Linked DNA regions of Mus musculus: region 2 is linked to region 1. Evidence: chromatin loops called from intact Hi-C (ENCODE). Cell type or tissue: heart. All regions are shown on one strand.

Evidence for each region. Peaks named below come from ENCODE experiments on the same cell type or tissue, not always from the same donor. Only the 100,000 strongest peaks of a DNase experiment are listed, where the experiment ranks them.
Region 2: a loop joins it to region 1, with 10 times the contacts of the local background. A loop is called at or near these places in 18 of 42 quality-filtered maps.

Annotation. Positions count from the first base shown.
Region 1 is chr7:110,628,626-110,632,625 of GRCm38, reverse strand. Adm (adrenomedullin) reads right to left here. Exons shown (of 4, transcript NM_009627.2): 3 at 3,952-4,000; 4 at 2,806-3,764. The coding sequence ends at 3,458. It overlaps Gm28863 (a long non-coding RNA gene), which reads left to right and starts at 1,720. Exons shown (of 3, transcript XR_003946665.1): 1 at 1,720-2,666. In heart, CTCF peaks have their summits at 2,250 (motif pointing right) and 3,331; DNase peaks (open chromatin) are centred at 965, 2,185, 3,405 and 3,675; H3K4me3 peaks cover 2,661 bases; H3K27ac peaks cover 2,983 bases; H3K27me3 peaks cover 1,385 bases.
Region 2 is chr7:110,430,901-110,434,900 of GRCm38, reverse strand. All of the region lies in intron 13 of Sbf2 (SET binding factor 2), which reads left to right. Among named protein-coding and RNA genes, the nearest start is that of Gm32861, 140 kb to the right of the region's middle. In heart, a CTCF peak has its summit at 2,428 (motif pointing right); no DNase peak of the experiment used is centred here.

The DNA of each region.
Region 1 (4,000 bases):
CTTTGTGCTTATTGAGCTCAGCGCTAGAGCAGTTCCCCTTCCCCATCCTACTAGCTCCCATGGAAAGCTCTCAGAATCACCGTGGGGCGCAAATCACCTACTGACGCCATCCTCAGAGTTAGAAGACATGTGGAGACATCTGGCCTGAGAATCTAAAGGTTAAAATTATCTCATTTTACTCCCTATGTCTTCATAGCATCAAAATAGCCTGTAGCACTTGGGTGCATAGCCACGTTCCACCACTCGCTGTGTGACCTTGCCTGAGTTACTTCACCTCTCTGAAGTTCAGCTTCCTTATCTACTAAGAGAGATAATAACACCTCCTTCAGAAAGCTACTGTAAGAACTTGGTGAGATAAGGTATAGAAAGTGGCTAGAAGAATAGTTGACACCAAGCAAGAACTAAAAAAAGAACTGGTTTCTGGCCCACCCCATCTCTCCTTTCCACCCTTAGCTGTTCAGACAACCTGCTGGTGCTGAACTTTCTAGAAATCGTCTGGTACCCTTGGTTGATTACAAATGGGTGATACCATTCCCACAGCCAGCAACAGTAGCTACAGATTAAAAAAAAAAAAAAAAAAAAGAACTGTGACTATTTCTTAGCTGTGGACAGGTTCAAATCAGCTCACAAAATGACTCAACACCGTTGATAAATGATGTGTTCTTGGCATCAGGAGGCCCTATCCCAATAACCTTCAGCACCTTATGAAGAAAAAAAAAAATCCCGAAGGCCAGTTGAACAGCCTCCAGAGAAGGGCCCGAGGCTTTGTGGTGACCTTTAGTTAATCCCAAGTGCTCCAGCAGGCTGGTCATAAGAGGGTCTCTGTCTGCTCAGAAATGTCTCAAGTCACAGGTTTAGCAATAGGAACGACTCCAGCAGAGCAGCTGTCTGGTTCCTCTCCGGGCTGAACCACCACAGTTCTACTTGCCTTGAATTCCCTGAGGTCATAAGACTCCCTCAGACGAAGGCTAGATGCCTGTTCCCAGCTGCCCCTAAGCCGGTGCCCAACCTGTCTTTGGCGGCTTTGTCTGGTAGGTTGAAGTTCTGCCAGAGTAAGGTTTTGGCTGAAGGGCTCTGTGGCTACGGGACAAACCTTGGCTTAAAGAAAGAACTCGAGTGAGTGGCTTTGAGCCTCTGTCGGTGAGGCCAAGGTGGTCTCTGCTCTTCGCAGTTTCCGCAACCCCTTCAGACCCCCCCCCCCCCAACCCACTGGCACAGCAGTTGCAGGATTGAAACTTCTGATCGTTTCCTCTTTCATGCGTGCCCTGTGCCTCTTCAGTGCCTGGCAAAGTTCCATGCGAATACTTAGCAAGAAGTCCTTGTGGCCAGGATGGTCTGTGCTGCATTTATGATCTACTGGGGCTGGGTGCTCCAGGAAATTGTTAAGATCAAATAGGACACGGAACTGGATGGGACTGATGCTTCCTACAGCCAGAGGCGAGTCTATGTGCTATAGGCTGCTTTCTTCTGAAGCAGGAGCTGCTTCTATCAGGTTGTGTGTAGACTCAGACAAAGGACCAGCGCATTTCATTGTGTATATAGGCTTCTGTAAGGAAGAAAACATCTAGTCCCACGGTCCGGGTTCTGAAATGCCCTTCCCAAACCAAACTGCTTCCAGAAACCCTGAACTAGCTGGAGGTACAGGCAATTCAGCATCTCCAAACGGCTAGCAAAACTTTCAGGAAAGCACAATAATTGGTCTTCAGGGATTGGCTGAGTGAGCCAATTGGCCAGGCCTCCTAGCTAGACAGGTACATGGCGTCACCTTAGCCTCCTAATCTTATAGTCCCTGTGCCCTGGGCCTTCAAGCTTAGAGGCTAGCATTCCTCACTGGATACAGAGGTGACTGAAAGCACGGAGGAAGGAAAGAGGGAGAGAAGGCTAGATAGAAGTGAAGGCAGCATGAAAAAAGGCTTGGGAAAGAGGAAGGAAGAGGAGAACTGGAAGGGGAGACGAACAATGAAGGTCTCAGGCCCTCGGAGGCGCACGGTTCCGGCTGCACGTCCATCCGCCCGCCTCCGGCCAGCAGCTGCTCGCCGCGCAGCGTGTGGGCGCTGAGTCACTGCCCCTGCACAGCAAGCCCGCGTGCAGGTCGGGGAAGGGGGGAGAAGACGAAGGGAGGGGAGCCCAGTTGGCATCTGCAAACTGCTTTTTCCCCCCCTTTCTTTCCTCTTTCATTAAGACTATGTGCTGACTCCCACGTAGAAGAACTTATTAAACCGCACGTACTACTCTACCGCTCTTTGGGGGAGCACGCATGGTGGCCAGCAGGGGGCGCTACAGCCCCGCTTATGGACGTCAGGGCCCAGTGAAGACTTGGGCTGCTAGCTGAGGGTTTCCCAGAGCTGCTGTGCGAACGTTTTGCGGGTCCCCCACCCCCGGTAGCTTTTAACACCCACAGTTGGAGCATAAACTCTACTTAGAAAGCCTTGGATATCAGTTTAAGTCTCCAAAGAGCGCCTTAGCTCAGGTCCAGTGAGCAACCCTATAAAATTGGGAGTATATTGCGCAACTTAAGGAGCCCAGGCTCGCCTATTAGGGCTCACCCTACCCTACCCGGTCTGGTTGCCATGCAAGGAGGTGAACTCGGGTATCTCAGAGAACTCTTGACTCCCTCCCAGGACACGCGCTTTGTGCATCCACATGGACACCAGAGCTCACAACAGGTAAGCCTTGCTTAGAGAGGTTGCTTTGCACCCACAATGCAGTTCAATCTTCCCAAAACAAGAAGCAGAATCTCAGCACTTCCAGGCCGACCCAAACCCAGACCACCATCCTTCCCCAAATGCATGAACCGAGAATGAATCAGCATTGAGACAGTTTATTGGTTTGCTTTTTCCCAGATCACATATTTTATGTAAATAGATTATAGGAAACACAATGTTTTTTCTTCATCCACAGGCGATAATCAGGCGCTCTCCACCTTACACACACACACACACACACACACACACACACACACACACGGAACCAAACAACCTTACACCTTGCTGAGACATTCACGTCTTAAAATAGGGGAAGGTGACAATATAATCACTTTAAAATGCCCTTAATACAATATATAACGTACAAAAATATCTCTATATATTTGAAGTTACAAAAAAAAAAACCTTGACAGCAACAAACTTAAATACTATAGTTACCTTTGGCTGGACAACAAGCATTGCACGTTCCTCGCTAGGTTTTGGAAAGTTCAAGTAGTAATGAGGCTTATGCCCCGTGAGAAACCAGTTTATGAGCGGGCAAGGCAGTGGCTCAGACCCCTGCCCGGAGAGTATCAGCCTGTAAGTCTCGGTTTCTGGCATGAGCCTGGCTTGGTCTTGGGTTCCTCTGCCTCCCCTAGGGGCAGCCAGGCAGATCTCTGCAGGATTGTCTCAGTCCGCCCCGGTGCGAAGTTCTCTGATTCCGCAGGCGCCAACGGGATACTCGCCCGACTGTTCAATGCTGTCACCCGCACCTATATCCTAAAGAGTCTGGAGATGTGCGCCCAGGGGCCTGGGGCTGTGTGTGTCTGCTCCTGGGAGGACTCCACAGTCCGGGACCGGAGGACCTCCAGCAGGGAACGCCGGCGCCGGCGGCCATAGCCTTGAGGGCTGATCTTGTTTCTGGGAGCCATGCCGTCCTTGTCTTTGTCTGTTAGCTGGTAGATCTGGTGGGCCAATTTCTGAAATGTGCAGGTCCCGAAGCGGCATCCATTGCTGCGGGAACCCTGGTTCATGCTCTGGCGGTAGCGTTTGACACGAATGTGGGCTTCGCTCTGATTGCTGTGAAGAAGGAAGGACACCTCATCAACCGGGGCTTTGGTCCCAACCACCTGGGACCGGAGCCATGCAGTACCCGAGGGACCTGGAACCCGTTCCCTCCGCCGGAGCCTCAGCTGCAGTGCAGCCAGGACAATCCCCAGGGTCAGAGTAGTGGAGAGGGCACATCCTCTGCAGAGAGCATAGTTACCTGGCTTGTAGGGGGCCAGTTGTGTTCTGCTCGTCCAGGAATGGATCAA
Region 2 (4,000 bases), 200 kb after region 1:
CTACACAACTTCTCCTGTGTGCCCAGCTGGTACTACTGGAGGCTGCCCTCTGCCTTTCAGTATTTGCATGAGCGTGTTTTCCTACGTAGGCACCCTGTCCTAAGGCATTGTGATTGCAGACCTCATACAAGACCTTATACAAGACCTCATAATTAAATGCCAGTATAATCAAGATAAGAATTTTAGGAAATTTCATTTTGAAGAACTAGAAAACCAGTTAAAGTAAGACCCTTTAACTCAAAGCATAAACTCCTCTCTCTGATTTGCTTATTCGTGATAAGTCAATTTTTGCAGTTGGCTTTACATGGAGCAGAATCTTGAGTGCACCCATCTACAGATTTTGACAAGTGCATGATGCCCCCAGCATCATATTAAGTGCCTATGGCATTCTTACCACCCAGGGAGCTCTTTAATGCCTAGTGGAGTCACATCTTTCTACCACCTCAAACCCTTGGTGACCAGTGATCTGTTTTCTATCTCTATAGCTTTGTCTTTCCACAGTTCACTTGTTTTGAATTTGCCTTCATTCTCTTAATATAGTTTATTTCAGGTTCATCCATGGTCACATAGAGATGGAGATGGCACCTCTCACTAGTGAGCAGCATCCCACTTGCATAGATTGCCTAAGTTTTATTTCTCTGACTTGCTGAATAACAGTTTTGGCAATAATGAATATCCTAGACATTTATACAGGCACTTACATGAATGCAAACTTTATTTCTCTTAGATAAATCCTTAGGACTCAGATACCAGGGTATATGGTAGCACAACATTTAACATTATTAAAACCTGCTGATTGTTTTCTTATGTGTCTGTATTATTTTGTATTCCCACCTGTAGTGTATGAGAGTTCCATTTGCTGTCTGTCTGAAACAACACTCAGGATCTTAACTTATTTTTTGCTTCTTTGTTTTTCTTGCACTCGTTCTCAAAAGTGTGCAGTACTTTTGTAAAATAGTCTTTGTGACTATTTTAATTTCAGCAGGCAAGTGAATGTATATAATGTTATATAACCATTATATGCAAATGCTGCCTTAATATAATTAGGTAATAGTAGAGACTCTTTCTCTGGAGTCATTAAAGTATTGATTCTCCAAACACTAAACCTTCCCTACTCTACTTAGAGACACTATCATATTGGGCAATATCAAAAAACACTTTTCGTTATCACAGCTAGACTGTGATGTTTCCAAATATTTCACAGTGCGTGAAAACACCCACATCTGCCCTAAACAAGGAAGTGTCAAGTTTAAAATGCTAGTAGTATCAAAATGAATAAGCACATCCAATGAAAAGTGACACAGTTCAGCACATCCAATGAAAAGTGACACAGTTCAGCACATCCAATGAAAAGTGACACAGTTCAGCACATCCAATGAAAAGTGACACAGTTCAGCACATTAGCTGGGAAAAGCCTCCACACAAATGCGTTAATGTTAGGAGACCATGATGCATCTCAGTGGCCACTAAAAGGTTAATAAAGTTAGAAAATTGAAACTGTCGCATTCCATCAGTGTCATCTACTGTCAGGCAGCTCAAGAGTGATTTACATAAGTGATAATAATGTCTTCAACTACATTTGGGGAGATTTGTGTTATTCTTCAGAGTACTAGGTATGAGTGGTGGATATTGAAACAATTTTAAATATCCCAACTAATCTAGAATATTTAGTAACCTCTAACAAAGAATATTTATTGTTTCATTGTTATTGTTAGTGTGGCTATGGCCTACTTTAGATTTCCAGTAAGTCTGAAGATTTTTGTTTTCCTTTATTTGACATGTGTGTTTGACATGTGTGTCTGACCTTCTCTTCTATAAATCCTGAGCATACCCTCATTTAGTCTGACAAAGAAAGAAAAAAATTGATGTTTCCTGACCACATGGTATATAAGTTGGTAATTTTTTTAAATCTGAGAAAAGCAGTGAGCCTCTCCGTGTGTGAGTTACAGCAGGATTACAGAGACCACCCCTGGAAAAGCAGCATCAAACCTTAAAATTTACTCCCAGTGAAAGGACTGAACTTAGCCAGACTTTCTTAGCTGTTCATTCTGGTGGACTTGCACAAAATTGTTTCTGTGTCACTGTGTTCAGTTGTCTGAGTCTTTGGTTATTACTTTATATTTAAATTTACATTTCTCTGAACTCAAGTAAAAATGTGTTTGTTGGCTTGGACTGTTAGAAAGTAACAGATTTCCTTGTTTTAGACATAAAACTGGATTACAATTTTTAATGAAATCAGGACCCTAAGGAACCAGTCGAAACCAGTGATAGTGAGAAGTCAGAGTAGATATGTCTAAGACCCTCGTGAATGCAGCAAGTCCTAGCTTGAGCTTCCTTTCCTTGCTGCTTGTTTCACACAAGTTCTACTGGCATGCGGCAGTTTCAGGTGAAACATACAGTCTTCTACACTTAACGTGCTGCCCATTAGAGGGCAGTAGTGCACAGACACAGCAGCTAGGAAACCAAATAGTAGATTTGCATCAGATAAGCACAGTGTGTCATAAATTAGCAAATCTATCTAAGGTCTACATTTTACTGTAGAATGTTTCTGCCACTACAGGTAGGCTCACCTTTGAACTTTTAACATGGGGTTTTCAAATGCTTATTATATAGATTTGGTTTACAGGTTTTCTGATTTGTTTATAAGAACACTGTTAATGCGCAATATCTTTTAAGAAGTGATGTATGTGTAAATGTGTTGCTTCTTTTACTACAAGTGCAATTGCTATTACTAACATATACATTGTCTGTATTGCAATGTTAGAAAGGAAAGGAGTGCATTTCATTTTAAGCGTATGGTATCATACAAAAAACATGTAATAGAGAACTTTTTAAAATAGATGTTATTTAGAGTTTTAGAAAATAGCCTTAGATTGATCCTGGCATGCGTATAGTGGTGATCGCAATCACAAGACGTCTGTGATAAGTTCTGTATTATCTATCGTCAGTACATATGAGGATGAGCGAGTCATCCTGTCCCAGATCACACCTACTGATGAAATGCTCAGGCTTGGATGTGAGCACCAAGCATGCTGAAACCAGAGAACATAAACTCAAGTACTTCAATGTACTCACTGGATCACCTAAATGTGCTGCTGAATTGTAATGCTACCTAGTTTTATCATGTTTTCATGTCTAATCTTGTTTCTGGGATGCCTATTCAGCTTGTCCATTTAATCCTTGTCCGTTTAGTCATAGGCTATAGAAGGTTGCATACATCTGAAACCTTGACGCAGCCGTTTTCTCTCCGTTAGTCTGTATAGTACTAGAAAAAAATACCTGAAACAATTAACTTACAAGGATGAAAGATTAATGTCGACTCTATGGTTCAGAGACTTTAAGGAAAAGCTGCTGAACCCTGATATCTTGGACTTGGTGACATGGCTCATTATGATGAGTGTGCATATTAGAAGAGGCTGTTCACCTCAATGTGGCTAAGAAACAGAGACAGGAAGGGGCCAATATCCCCATTCAGGGCACATACTTTGCAGTACAACTTCTTTCCACTGGGCCCTAACTCCTAAGGATTTTAGCATTCCCAATAGCACCAATGGCTGATGACGAAACCTAGCATATGGCTCACTGGGGGCCATGTAAGATCCAAGCTGCTATGTTCTTCTGGGCTCCCTTGACTTGTTATGGGTCTTTGTTTCACTGTAAGGATAAGCATGCCACATTACAGGTTTTGACTAGAAGTACTGCATGTAACCTTTATTTTCCTAAATGACCTTAGTCATTGCTAGAACAGCAGGTAATAGAGATGCTAAGAAGTTTCTACTTTAAATTTTTTTATGTTTTAGTTGTTAAAATGAGGAGGCCCTATATGGCCCAGTGGATAAAGCCATGTGAACCTGACATCCTGAGTTCAGATCCCCAGAGTTCATGTAATAACAAGACCCAGTAGTGTCCATGTCCATAATTTATTTCCGTGTACTCAGTGGAGAGGTGGAATGTAGAGATGGGAGAAATGCCAGAAGCTTGCAAGCAAGCTAGCCTAACC